Linked DNA regions of Homo sapiens: all the other regions are linked to region 1. A link is a contact called in ENCODE Hi-C or POLR2A ChIA-PET data. All regions are on one chromosome and are shown on one strand. The core of a region is the stretch at or near the end of the contact, and the rest is flanking DNA. Distances in the headings are between cores, read along the strand shown. Region 1 overlaps SIPA1L2 (signal induced proliferation associated 1 like 2). Region 2 overlaps SIPA1L2 (signal induced proliferation associated 1 like 2). Region 3 overlaps SIPA1L2 (signal induced proliferation associated 1 like 2).

Region 1 (4,683 bases), core at 964-3,463:
CTTTCATCCTTTCATTTATTTAGAATTTCCAAAGACTGCATAGGCTCCGTGGATCTTTTTTGAATCTGCTGATTTTTCTGTGAAGCTGATGTCATGGTCTGGACCTTTACTCTTACATATGCTAATTATTAGATTACATTTGGCTGTTGAGGCTTCCTTAGAGGGGGCTGAAGAAAGTGGATTGTTTATCAGCTGTCTGCTTTGTCTTAGACTTGGTGATACTTCAGTGAGAGCCTATATATGGTGGAGCAACTGGAGGTTCTTCTCTCTGTTAATTAGGCATTTGGTTAGTCTGTCTTGGGGAATTCTGGTTAGAAGTACACCTTGGGGAACCTGACTCCTCACTCCAGCTGGAGGTGATAAAGATCAGGGTGGGGTTATGCTGCTCCAGGTTGGCTTTAGGGGGGCAAAGCATGGCATTGTAAATAGAATTACATTCAGACTTGGCTCCACAAATACCTGCTCTCCCACTCTGGCTTCAGATTACCGGTGGAGGTGAATTGTTGAGTCTGAAAACTTTTCTCTGTTTAATTTTGGGCATGGGAGTAGTGCAGCTGAAAGATAAATAATGTTTGGGTGGTTTCATTTGTTCGAAAGAAGAGTCACTTGTTTTCTCAGAACTGCTGAGATTAGTGATGTGATTTAGAACCTAGAAGTTTTTCACATGTTTGTATTGTAACTGATTTTAAAGTAAAAGCATCTGCCAAAATTGAATAATTAATGTCCATAAGTTTGTAAACTCAATTTCTTGTTTATTTGCTTTTATTCCATGGACAGTTATTGTAAGGAAGCAAGCTAAATACTTCACGGAGAGAAAGGGACATTTAATTTTGCTAATTACAGACACAAATGTATGATGTGCAGATTCTTTCACTTAGAAATTCATTGTTGGAAGTTATTTCCTTATTGTTATTTTGATAAAAAATAATTGTACCCCTTTTAGCCTGTTAGATAAAATTAAACCAAGAAACTCCGTGGAATGCCTGGGAACAACACCCAACTTGCCAGCACAACAGCTGCAAGGCCAGGGCACACACCAAACACGGCTGATGCAGATCCCATTTCTAGAAAGAAAACATCAGCACGTGTGTGACAGTGTCAAGATATGTGTGCATAACATAAATATTGCTCTCTAGTTAAAATAAGTCGTCGTTTCATTCTTCGTGACACCAGTGTTGTTGCAAAAGCAAACTGAAGGGAAATCTACATGGTATCCTGAGAAAGACTAAAGGGAACTATTTTTAGGGTAGCATTGTGGAAAGACTTTTCCTGTTGAAGGCTTTGGAATTTGAGAGGCTGGATAAAGTAAGTTTGTTAAAACTAGGACTTTAAATGTAAATATTTTATTTCATAATCCCTTCTTTTAGCACAGCCACTTCACCATATCCTTTCCTGTAGGAGCCCTTCTTCTTTGTATTGTGTCCTGTTATTGAAGTTTCAGACTGTCCAGCCACTGATCTGCTATGTCTCTCCTATAGATTGTTCTCCATTTGTCCTTCTCTTCTGGTTTGCTCTGATGACTGCATTTAAATAATTCTAGTGCTTGTTAACATTTATCTCTGAGAGAGACAGACAGGAGATGAAGATAGAAATTTAAAACCAAATGTATCCATTTTGATTCTTAATAGTTACTCTGGTGGAAAAAATAACTTTTTAGAGATTGAAACCAGTGTTGTGGACAGATTTGTATGTTAATCTTGCCTCCTGCAGTAGTTTATAAATGTCCTGGATGGAGTCAGGGCTCATGCCTTAGGTATTTCTCATTGCCTACCATGGGGCCTTGCTGCTTGGTAACTTCTTAATGCTTAAATGAAAGAATGAACATGGGTTATCAGAATTTTCATTGTGTTGATGGCTTTTATGTTCTTTATGAGAAAGTTTTTGTTGATCACTTACAGATGGCTCACCTCTGTAATGAATATAAATATGTGTTTGTACTCTTGGAATTTGTCTGATAATGGAGATAAATATTCACAAATTACAGAAAAGACCAATTTTTAAAATGAGTTTTATGGTAGAAGAGGATTTAGACATGTATTTTATAAGGAGAAGAAAACATTAAATGGACGCTCAGGGGTAAGAGTATAAATATAGGAGACAGTCGAGCAGCTAACTCCTCTATCTAAATCCTGTGCTGGCTCCTTGCCTCCTGGCAGCCTGGCCACTTTCCACGTGTAGCTGAGGCCAGAGACAACGTGTCACATAGTGATATGGACAAGAGACAGGAAACAGGGAAATACTGGGTAGAAGAGGGCAGTTCTCCAACAAAGGCCCCACCCCCAAGCCTGGAAATCCACGGCCCTAAGTGGGAACAGGCATTCCCGTTTTCATGCCCAAATGTTGTCTTTTGGCCCACTACGCCCCCCCGTCCTGTACCCATATAAACCCCAAACCCCAGGCTCCATGAGCAGACGGGCAGATGAACAGAAGAGAGAAGGGCAGCAGAACAGTGCAGCAGAGAAGGAGAGACGAGGAGGAGCATCTGAATATCCAGAGAAGTTCGACTAGGGACAGTTGGGGAGGAGATCAGCCACTGGATGGCCAAACTCCAGGGGAAGATGATCCTCCCACTCTACCTCCTCTCCAGCTCCTCATCCATCCTGCTGAGAGCCACCTCCACCACTCGGTAAAACCCCTGAATTCACCATCCTTCAAGTCTGTGTGTGACCTGATGCTTCCTGGACTCCAGACAAGAACCCGAGTACCAAGAGGGCACTGAGCTGGTTAACACTTAGGCCGTCTGCAGATGGCAGAGCTAAAAGCATGCCCACTGGGGCTTTGGGAGTCGCAGGCACCCACCCCTAGATGCAGCTGTGTGGCTGGAGCCCAAAAGATCTCCCCCTGGTTCCTGCACCTGCCTGTGTGCATGCTCCCCCTCCATAAGGGGTGCCACCCCCCGTTGTACATTCAGTGAAGGGGGTCAGGGAAGTCTTCTGTTTCAATTGTAGTGGCCATTTTATGGTGTTAAAATACAGGAATCTGCTTTTTTATTTCATGAATGTTATTTCTTTCTCTTATACTATATTTGCTAGATATAATCCATTCACTTAAGCATTCTTTGATTCAACAGATACTTATTGGCTGTGTGTGGTGGTTCATGCCCATAATCCCAACATTTTGGAAGGCTGAGGTGGAAGGATCACTTGAGCCCAGGAGTTCAAGACCAACCTGGGCAACAGAGCAAGACCCCAGCTCTACAAAAAATACAAAATTAACCCGATGTGATGGCATATGCCTGTAGTCCTAGCTGCTTGGGAGGCTGAGGCAGAAGGATCCCTTGAGCCTCAGCTATGATTGCACCACTGTGCTCCAGCCAACCCTTTCTCTGAAAAAGAAACAAGCAGAAAACGAATATTTACTAATTACTTAGTCTGTGTCAGGCAAGTTACCAGTTCCATAAGTCAGTGAGAGCTACCAATCTCCTGATTTCAACCTTTTACCTAAGAATTAAGAAAATTCTGTAATGCCAGGTAAAGGCAGTATATAAGCATATTGTTATCAGTATTAATAAAAGGTGATATTTAATCACCGGTTGCTCTTTGTGAGGCACTGGACACTAAATATTTGATATAAATCTAACCCTCTCTGGCTTAAAAACTTACTATTCTCAGCCGGGTGTGGTGGCTCACGCCTGTAATCCCAGCACTTTGGGAGGCCGAGGTGGGTGGATCGCCTGAGGTCAGGAATTCGAGACCAGCCTGGCCAACATGGTGAAACCCTGTCTCTACTAAAAATACAAAAATTAGCCAGGCGTGGGGGCGGGCGCCTGTAATCTCAGCTACTTAGGAGGCTGAGGCAGGAGAATCGCTTAAACCCAGGAGGCAGAGGTTGCAGTGAGCCGAGATCGCACCATTGCACTCCAGCCTGGGGTACAAGAGCGAGACTTCTTCTCATGGGGAAAATAAATAAATAAAAAATAACCTTATTGTTCTCATGGAAAAGTTAAAATTCCTTGGCCTGGCTTTTAAGGCTCAACTCATCAGCTAAACTATCACTCCGGCTGTAGCTTTTTAAAAGGCTTTTACAGTTCACAGGAATCTGAATCATTTGCTCCAGCGCAACCCTTCCGCCCTCCTGCTCTCTGGGGCTGTGGGCAGCCTGGAGCGCTCTGTCTGCGGAGGCTGGAGGGTCTTTCCAGGCCTTCTTCTCACCTCCCCCACTGGGGCCTCTCTCCTTCCTGGAAATTCCCACCGCTCTTCTTGGGAGTACTACTGCTTTGTCAGTTTGACATATTGTCCTTCATTTTTTAAAAATTTTTCAAATTCTCGTGGCTCATCCTCAGTTAGCTTGTTGTTAAACTAGTTTGTTATTAGGCCTCCCCAGTGAGCATGGAGCAGTAAATCTGCTGGCAGCCAATGTTCCTTAGATACTGGATGTTGAAGTTGTGAGGGCTCCTCTCTTAGGTAGTATTTCAGGTCTACCCCTTTTCTCTTACAGATGGAGAAAGAGCTGGTTCTGGGTCATATAATAAAAACAACTGATTTTAGGGGGACATGACAGAAGGGACTACACCAGTGTTTTGTGGTTTTTGTTTTTTGGTTTTGGAGTGCCTATTAGGTCCCAAACACATGCATTCTGCTATCTCATCTAATCTTCCCACCAGCCCTACTGTTTGCTTCATTAACTCTTTACAGATGAGAAAACAGACATAGAAACGCACGGTAGTTTGTCTGGGGCCACCTA
Region 2 (4,683 bases), core at 1,175-3,674, 44 kb after region 1:
CCACAATAGCTGAACTAATTTACACTCCCACCAACAGTGTAAAAATGTTCCTATTTGTCCACATCCTCTCCAGCATCTGTTGTTTCCTGACTTTAATGATCGCCATTCTAATTGGCGTGAGATGGTATCTCATTGAGGTTTTGATTTGCATTTCTTTAATGACCAGTGATGATGAGCTTTTTTCATATGTTTGTTGGCCGCATAAATGTCTTCTTTTGAGAAGTGTCTGTTCATATCCTTTGCCCACTTTTTGATGGGGTTGTTTTGTTCTTGTAAATTTGTTTCAGTTCCTTGTAGATTCTGGATATTAGCCCTTTGTCAGATGGACAGATTGCAAAAATTTTCTCCCATTCTGTAGGTTGCCTGTTGCCTCTGATGATAGTTTCTTTTGCTGTGTAGAAGCTCTTTAGTTTAATTAGATCCCATTTGTCATTTTTGGCTTCTGTTGTCATTGCTTTTGCTGTTTTAGTCATGAAGTCTTTGCCCATGCCTATGTCCTGAATGGTATTGCCCAGGTTTTCTTCTAGGGTTTTTATGGTTTTAGATTTTAATTTCATCAGTATTGGTTTCTGTCTTGAGAATATTTGTGTAATTTTTGACTGTAGTTTGTTTTATTGGAGTGGGTTGGGGAGGGTGGGTAACACAGACCTTAGGAGGTCACTCTGTCCACTTCAGTCCCTTATAACGTTAAACCACTGTGAAGCCTGTTTATTACTTTTTCTCATGGAGTATAGACTTAAAAGAATTTGTCTGCCAGATAAATTGTGATTATTAATAATTCCCCCTCCTGTTTTTGCATCAATCCAGACTTAGCATGTCTTTTGTAATCACATTATGACAACATGAATCAGAGAAATGATCTGATGCAATAAAGCTAAATAAACAGATATTTACACTGCATCTGGTCACTTAGTGTGAATTGTCTCTCTGTCCTCATACTGATGACATAATAGGACTGAAATAGTTTTGTCAACAGATCTTGGTCCCCTGTTGTGTCTCCTTTCCTCTCCTCCACCCTGAATTTCGGTCTTGGCTTCAGGTGTGCCTCAGTGTTAACACCATAGTTACTTCCTTCCAGCCAGTGGAATCAAAGAATCCTGGACCTGCTTTTTTGTCTCTGCTGTGAAAATAACTCATAACCCTCATGCCCGTGTTCATGCAGAGGTATCACATTATATCACACTGCTCAAGGATGCTCTCTAGGTGGAAGTTAGTTATTTTTGGAAAGGGAGATGGAGAGATAGGCTTCCTAATTAAGGTTATTTTTATTGATGAAGCCATGGCTGCCAATTCTTAATAAAATAAAGTCTGTTGGATTTATTATGCCCTGAAATCCCCAGGTAATTAGTCATTCTGGCTAGCTGAGTTTTGTAAATAGTTTGTGATTCAGACTTTGAAATACTAGAACATAAAATTATATATATGTTCATATTTATGCCAAAACTTAGTGCCAGCGTCTCATTCATATGCTGTTGCACATGTCTGAGTGTAAGTGGAATGAAAAACTGTTGTTTTGTGCACCCCGGTCACCACCATTTGATTCATTAATGTCCCCAGGGTCTGTTCCCCGAGATGATTTTAGGTTGCTAGATTCTGTTAGTTTTCTTGACTGCTACTTGTAGTTTTTCTCTTGAATTCTCAACTGTCACTTCTTGGTAGTTTTAAAGACTCCTCTGCAAGTGATTTATTTCCTCCACCTTTTCTGATGAGCTACTTAGTTTTTCAAGAGCATTGCAAATGACATCATCAAACTGCTTAGGTTTGAATGTGAAATAAATAAGCTCCAAAGAAGAATCTGAGTGTAGACACCCTGTCAGTGAATTGTGGGTGGATGTACGCTTATCGTTTGGCATTTTGGTGCTGTTGGGCACACTCTCTGGTTCTGAGCTTTGCAGTGGATTTATAAACGAGTCAGAAAGCAGAATTCTAGACTATAGTCACGCATCAGTTAACAACAGGGATATGGTCTGAGAAATGTGTTATTAGGCAATTTCGTCATTGCGTGAACATCATAGAGTATACTTACACAATCCTAGATATATATCTTTATTCATATATATATATATATTTTCATATTGAAAACCAAATGTCCCAGCACCATTACTGAATATCAGACATTTCCCCTTATTCATCTGCACTGCCAATATCAAGTGCCATGCATCAGATTTCTGTATATGCTCCATCATGATTTTATGGGACCACCGTCATGTATGTGGTCCATTGTTGACCGAAATATCCCTATGCGGTACATGACTGTGCTTTGCAAAGCCCACAAAATGAGGGAGTGGGGAGGCAATCCGTGAGGTCACTTTGTCTTCAGTGTTCTGTGATTCTGTGCTGTGGAAGGTGCTGTTGTGCCTGCAGATGGGCTCGGGCTGGGGAAGGAGCGGCCACCAGGAGCGAGAAGAAGGCCGAGCCCCGGCTGCTCTGTTCTCTCTCCAGCGCAGCTGTGAACTGTGTCCTGCCTCCTCCTATATTTAGCTCTTCCCCTGTGGTCCAGTGTGACTTCAAAGTGAAATTGGTTACAATGGCATCTGCTCCTGCTCTTGCTGGTCTCTTGTTGAGCCATTAAGGACTCCAGGCAGAGGCAGCAGCCCAGATTCTTAAGTGAAAAGTACAGTGAGGTGGAGGCCTCCTATGGTGTGGGAGTAGATTCCCATTCCCGCTTCAGCCACTGGACACAGTTGTGCAAGACCCTTCTGTCTGCAAACATCATGAGTTGGGTGAGCTTCATTGTATTTAAAAACAGAGGGCCTGGGCAGACTGGCACAGATAACGATGTTTTTGAGATAGCTTTTTTCTTTCCCTTTTTTGCTTTTCCCTTCTCTCAAGGATTTTCTCTTTGGAAACTGACTTTCAGGGATCTATCTTTCAATACTTTCCAGAGTGCTTTTATTTTGTTCTGTGCTTCAGGGTTCTGTGTAAAACTTCATTTTCAAGAGAATTAACTGGCTCCCAATCATGGCAAATGTTTAAAGTGCGATACTTTAATAATGTGATTTCTTCTTTATTGGGTAGTTAATGTGAAATGTCTGCTTTTGATGCTGAGGTGTATTTCTGTGACACATCATCACTGAAAGGCTGTTGAATAACTTTGTGAAAGGATTTCTGCAGGGGAGTGGCAGGACACAGGAAACTGTGTGACAACATCGCTTGCCCAGGCAAATCCATCTGTAGCTTTCAGTGAAATAGCTTTTCTTTTTTCTTGAAGACAGAGTCTCGCTCTGTTGCCCAGGCTGGCGTGCAGTGGCGCAATCTTGGCTCACTGCAACCTCTGCCTCCCGGGTTCAAGCAATTCTCCTGCCTCAGCCTCCCAAGTAGCTGGGATTACAGACATGTGCCACCACGCCCGGCTAATTTTTGTATTTTTAGTAGAGATGGGGTTTCGCCGTGTTGGCCAGGCTGGTCTCGAACGCCTGTCTTCAGGTGATCCACCCACCTCAGCCTCCCAGAGTGCTGGGATTACAGGCGTGAGCCACCGCACCCAGCCAAAACAGCTTTTTTAAAAGCAGTGAGGATAGTAGCAAGTAGAGTGAATGCCCAATAAGTCCCTTCCTTTCACGGGCGATAACCATGAAGACACATTGGTGCCGTTTGTCACATTACTGTTTCTCTGATGGGACTCATTGTGAATGTGCCATTTGCTGCTGCTTTGAGCTTTGCATTTGTGAAACAGGCTGTGACAAAGGGTCCCTTAGATAGGGATTCTAGTTGTGCTTGACCACGGTCAGTCATGTGAGCATCAGTGAGTCTGGTTTCCATTGTAGCAGAGCAGCAGGCTTTGCCTCCTTCTGGACCTGCTTGGCACTGCACACTGCCACCAACAGTGGGGCCAGTGCTGGAACTGTGTGGCAGAGCCCAGACACTGTGTGTTGACACGTGAGGTCTCCCCCGCTTGGTGACGAAATCCTTAACTTGTTAAGAAGTTGTGCACCTAGTGGGTTACTCAGGAGTTCTAAAACGGTTCTGTGCCCTACTTTATGCCACCCAGACCAGAATAGTTCTAGGAGGCAAAGTGAGTAATATTTGGGTAAAGAGAGGTTAAAACCAGATGGGAGGATGAAGCTGGGCCTCCGTGGTGACTCAGGAGTGAAGTGAAAAGTGGCTAAATCATTGTCTGAGCCTTCGGGAACGTTGTTTTGCTAGAGCCATTCTGCTGGCACAGGAGCGCGTGTTCCTCTGAATGTAGTGGGGGAAAATGCGGAATCAGATTGACGAATCTATATCTTTTTTTCATTTAGAATTTTTAAATGGTATATAAATGTCATATGATGGTTATGGGAAAATAAGAAAATGTAGAAAAGCAAGAAATAAAGTCTCCCCAAATTCATCAGCTATAATCACCATTAACATTTCGTCATTATCCTTGAAGGCTTTTCTGATGCAAATAAATTTATGTAAATGGAGCTTACTCCTGCTATTACTGTGGAACTTGCTTTTGATGATCACCCTTCCATGTCATTATGTATAGAACTGCATCTGCATTTTAAGAGCCATTATCAATTATCGTTATCTGCACTGAATGCATGAGGAGATGCCAGGTATTTACCAGCCATGATCTGGGCAGATAAGTTAATGACTGTGTTTGCTTTACTTGAGAGAGAAACTTACCAGCTTGATAGAAGCACAGTAATAGGGGAAGATGCATAATTTCCTGTCCCCTTGTAGATGCAATACCTCTAC
Region 3 (4,683 bases), core at 1,396-3,895, 37 kb before region 1:
GTTTCAGAATTCTTATTCTGCGAGCTACATTTAAAAAAATGTAATGTCTCCAGATTAGGCCTTAAAATGAAGCGCCCCCATTAATATCCTGCTTATGTTCAGGAACATCTAGAAAAAGGTGTCAGTGCAGAAGCTGAAAGCACACAGCCCGTGCGTGCTGAGCGGGTTCCTCACCCCAGCCTTTCTCCCAGGCTGCAGAAAGGACTCAGGAAATGTGGCCCATCATTATTACTTATGCTTGTTAAACAGGAATTGACCAGATACCTCATTTTAACATTTTAAAGATATCTCTATGAGAGAGTTGAATATTTGACTTAGGACTTTTAGAAAAATATATATTATTGTTTTTCTTAAATGTGATGTTTTGTGTTTGTTGTAAATACGTGATACAATATGTAATAATTTATGCAGCCCTTGAACACGCTGTCTTCAGAGTCGTTTTGCAGCTGCTGTCTGAGTTTCCTAAGTCATTTGGATTTACTTGGGTGTGTTCAGCCCAGATAAAAATGTGGATCTACCTGAATGTGTCCAGCACCTGCACCACTATTAAAACCGAGAATTTCCTGAGGTCAGGAATTACAGGGAACTGATTCTCTTCATTACTTGGGACTAATTTCCCCTTCTTCCATTTTTCCAGTCGTACAGCAGAAGACTATGAAATAGAGGATTTAAGGAGAGAAGAAAAGGGCATTTTCACCTTTTTTTTTTTTTCCTGTGAACATTCGGAGAGGATAAACTGAAGCTTGAAATATTAGTGCTCATTTTAATTTTATATTAAATTAGTTTTATTACAAGTTTTCTAAGGTTCTTTATGGAAAGGTTAAAAAAGATTTGTTGTTGTTGTTGTTTAGTTCTAGAAAACCTGGCAGTTTACAAAGTTTTGGGGTAACAGTAAACTTTCCTTCCTTTGATTCACTAAGTTTTTCTTAGTCTTTCAATACCTGAGGGCCAGGAGTGTATAGACTACATGATAAATCAGTTTTTTATTTTATTTTCACATATAAACCAGAGTTAATTTGATTTAAGATCAACAGACTTGATTTATAAAAGAATACTTGTATTTTTAGATCTGAACATTTTAGGTGGCTACAATTTTACCCCAAATTAAGAACCTTTGCAAACCAAGTGGCAGGTGGTCTCATTCAGCTATACCAGTTGAGATGTGTTTACCTCTGGAGATGGAGTGAAAGAAATTGTATCTGGCAGATAGCGGAGGAAAATTGTCTTCATGGCTAATTATTCAGTGACTTCTATCTATGCAGCTTCCCATTTTAATTCTGACGGTAAGTGTCTGCAAATGTCTGTGCTAAATATTCCTCTTGCTTTCAGACAGCCTCTAAGTAAGTGTGTGTGTGTAAGAATTGATAACTTTATATTTTTTTCCTCTCTTTTCTCTGGTAGTTTATTTTTAGTAGTAAAATAGTGGCAATGGATAATTCAGTCACGTTTTCCTTCTTTTTCTTATTCTGGTAGCCCCTTCCTAAGAGTGATTAGTGGGAAAAAAAGGGACATAAGGGCTCAGTCCCACTAGAAGCACCCATAGAAGTGGCCCTTTATGATGGCAGGCGGCACTTACAGGCTTAGGCTGTTGCCATTTCAACTGTGTTCTTATTTTTTTAAGCAAGAGTCTCAGCCAGTTCTAGTAAATTAAAAATTAGAACATAAGAAGTGAGGAACAAGAGTTCCTCTTGGGCTGGGATAAACTGGATTTTGAAGTAGAGCAACCTCCGTTCACTGACTCCTTGGTCAGGAGTTTATTGGTACAAGGGCTCGGAAGCATTTTCCTCTCTCCTTGTCATAAGGTACCGCATCTTTTTGATTTTCTTAGACTCTGCCCTAACATGGCCTCACTAAGGAGACTAGAAAACTGAGAGAAAACCTTGCCAGTCAGTAAACTGCATCACAAGGCCTGAAGAGAGAGCTTAAAGGCAACACACAACAAAAGGCAGAGGTGCCAGATGGCTATGCCATTCTGGGTTAAAGGTTAAACCTCATCCTCCCTGGAGACCAGCCAGAGGCAGCCACATTCCTGGCCCTGGTGGGGGCTCCTGGCCCAAGGGCTCCACTGCCCATCCTCGGCAGACCCAGGGAGGAGCTGGGTTTGGTGTAGAACAGGTAATGGGCAGCACAGTACTCATGAGTAGCAAACCTTACAGGACTGATCCCGTCATGACCAATATGGAAATGTCAGTACTCGAGTACCTGTGTGTGTTGATCTTCTCTCTGAAATATAAACAGCTAAATTATTTTCCAATTTGGTCAAGGAAATAGGGAATCACATGTGAACTATTTTTGTAATAGGCCGAGTTACTAATTTTTGTTTAACTAACTCTTTCCATTTAAATGCTTTTTGGCTGTTTTGTCATTGTTCCTATGTGGGCTGCTATTTTCAGATAGGGTGCTGGAGGTCAGTAAGGCCAAGAGAGACGGTGAGCACTCATCACTGCTCCCCTGTGTTGGCTGCACTCCGGAAAATGGGCACACACCTTGAAATCAGCCGTGTTCTGATTTACCCGGCTTTCCGTTAACCAGCCCTTTAACTTGACCAAGGTTTATTCCCTTTTGTTTGCTGTAAACTATGTTGAGGAAACTCTTACAAAGCACAGTCCTTCCTGTTTGTATTGTCTGCATTTTAGGTTGATGGGGTGGGTTTCATTTCTCTCTTAGAGTCACTTCTCTAATCCAGTTTCTTTTGTCTAATGCATGGTAAAGAATTCACTGTTCGATATGACTGACTTTGGTCTGCAGTTAGTTGGAAGATCTCATATTCTTTCACTGCAGGACAATTTTTTTTTTCCTTTTTTTGTTTTTTTATGGTGGTAGAGATATTGGGAGGAATGCAGGGATGGAACTAATTTGTGTGTGGCTGGTTGCATGGGCGAGGCCCAATGCCATGTGCTTCTCTAAGCCATGTTCCCGTTCAGGAAGTAGGTAGGGCCCGAGAGCTAGGGTCTGAATCAGCATGTGACATCAGGTCCACTGTGTTTCTCCTCCATACCCTCTGCTTTCCAGAAAACAGTGTGTATGAACTCCAGCTCACTTTCTTCCAGCAGTCTTGTTAAAATGCTGGTGCTATCACTGAGTTAAATTTCTTATTTCTCCTTCAACTTTATTAAGTTTGGTTTAATTTATTTACTTTCTTCAGACTCAAGTTGTATACAAAAATAAATGGAGCTTTATTGAATCTCACTGCGCAATTGGTGACACACACCTTTTAGAGAAATAAAGTCAAGAGTCATTTTTATGGGGCATCTTGAGATAAACTCTTGAGGGGTTTTGTGTAGCCTGCGTGGGAGGGCCCTGGAGGTGGAGGTGAGAGACTGTGGGAATTGGGGAGGTGAGGACTGTCTGTTCCATGATGTGCTCCAGCAAGGTGTCTGGGGACTTGACTTCCCTTGTGGGGAAGAGGATAGGAGAGATGGAATTCCCGGATTGCGTTGCTGGATTGCAGGCACACTCCAGTGGGCTCTGGAAGCCCTCAGAGGAACCCTTGACTTGAGATAGAGCGATGACTTCCTGTTCTGTGATTCGTCCTCCTTGGCTGGATGGTTTCTGAACTGCTGCAGGAAGTGTCTGTTTAGTTGTGCAAGTATTGTTTCAGGAATTAGAAGTTGTGTTTCCTTTCCTGAAACGCATATGCCTTACTATAGATAAGGAGATTCTTTTTTCTTTTTTATAGTTCTTATACCTCAAGCATGCCATTTTTCTAAACAGGAGCCTATATGTGAATGCACTTATCAGTTTTCCCCTGGGTTCAGTAAAATGGATTTGTCTTAGATTCCTGTAGTAAAGTTGTTGACAGAGAGTTGAGGGAAGATCAGCTGAAAAGCATCCAAGTGTGGAATCCACTGGAGAACAGTGCTTTGCCCATTTAAGTGTCTGACAACTGAGTTATTTGTAAGTTATGCCAAGGATATTTTTAGAACTCAGTATCTTATCCTTAGGTTACCAATTATTTTGATTCCCCAACAGACTCCAAAGGGTACAAGAGAAGTGAGATTGGAAAAAAGAATTTCTGCGAAGAGAAGCTCAACTGAATCTTAACTATGGTAATTAATTGGCAGAAAATCAATAATTCAGTGAGAAGCCTCTCAGCCAATGGTGGCAAAAGACAATGTAGTGAATGTTAGTGGATTTGGGAGAGTATACAAGTACCAGTGAGCTAACTGGGTGAATTTACATACTGTGTTACCGTAGTGTTACACAAGACTAGTCATTTGGGAAATTGATGGAAGATTAATGGAGATCCAAATGTTTAAATAGTTTAATCATTGTCTGACCCTAAAGAGAAACCTCAGTGAATACGTATTTGGCTTAATGAATTGAAATGAAACTGCGTTTTGTCACCCGATGGTGAGGAAATTTTAGCTCACCTGCTTTATGTCTCAAATTCTTTTCCATAAACGTGCCCCTGTGTTTCCTTGAGGGAACTGCCACCTAAATGTTTCTTTCAGATAGTGCTTCTCAATTATTTTAGTCTCATGCCTTTTTTTTACACTCTGGAAAATAATTGAGGACTCCAAAGAGTTTTTGTTTATGTGAGTTCTATCAATCACATAATCTACCATATCAGAAATAAAAAAGGGATTTTAGAAATCATTATTGAATTTAAAATAACAATATAACCACCTGTATGTTAACATAAATAATACTTTCGTGAAAAATAACTATTTTCCAAAACTA

The links. Hi-C counts contacts between places; a loop is a spot of excess contacts on that map. ChIA-PET counts read pairs that join two places held with the same protein, here RNA polymerase II (POLR2A). Pooled maps may share reads with other maps.
Region 2: a map of heart right ventricle shows a loop between it and region 1 (2.3-fold over the local background). The contact joins two enhancer-like sites. A Hi-C loop is called at or near these places in 4 of 168 maps with a recorded cell type or tissue (dorsolateral prefrontal cortex, heart left ventricle and heart right ventricle) and 1 of 37 single-sample maps with no recorded cell type. POLR2A ChIA-PET finds 5 or more read pairs at or near these places in 4 of 52 experiments (A673, MCF 10A, OCI-LY7 and 1 more).
Region 3: a loop to region 1 is called in a map of endothelial cell of umbilical vein, with 5 times the contacts of the local background. The contact joins two enhancer-like sites. A Hi-C loop is called at or near these places in 3 of 168 maps with a recorded cell type or tissue (OCI-LY7, endothelial cell of umbilical vein and transverse colon) and 4 of 50 pooled maps. POLR2A ChIA-PET finds 5 or more read pairs at or near these places in 3 of 52 experiments (BJ, HEK293 and OCI-LY7).

What each region holds. Positions count from the first base shown.
Region 1 is chr1:232,551,066-232,555,748 of GRCh38, reverse strand. All of the region lies in intron 2 of SIPA1L2 (signal induced proliferation associated 1 like 2), which reads left to right. Among named protein-coding and RNA genes, the nearest start is that of SIPA1L2, 77 kb to the left of the region's middle. RefSeq lists a silencer at 172-466 and enhancers at 3,556-4,083, 4,084-4,612. Within about 2 kb of position 2,213, at least 6 of the 41 ENCODE cell types and tissues checked have a DNase peak (open chromatin) inside an H3K27ac peak, as active enhancers do; they include heart right ventricle, where a contact is called at or near this core.
Region 2 is chr1:232,507,617-232,512,299 of GRCh38, reverse strand. All of the region lies in intron 3 of SIPA1L2 (signal induced proliferation associated 1 like 2), which reads left to right. Among named protein-coding and RNA genes, the nearest start is that of SIPA1L2, 120 kb to the left of the region's middle. Within about 2 kb of position 2,424, at least 4 of the 41 ENCODE cell types and tissues checked have a DNase peak (open chromatin) inside an H3K27ac peak, as active enhancers do; they include heart right ventricle, where a contact is called at or near this core.
Region 3 is chr1:232,588,838-232,593,520 of GRCh38, reverse strand. The region is part of intron 1 of SIPA1L2 (signal induced proliferation associated 1 like 2); the gene reads left to right. Among named protein-coding and RNA genes, the nearest start is that of SIPA1L2, 39 kb to the left of the region's middle. RefSeq lists an enhancer at 2,067-2,567. Within about 2 kb of position 2,645, at least 7 of the 41 ENCODE cell types and tissues checked have a DNase peak (open chromatin) inside an H3K27ac peak, as active enhancers do.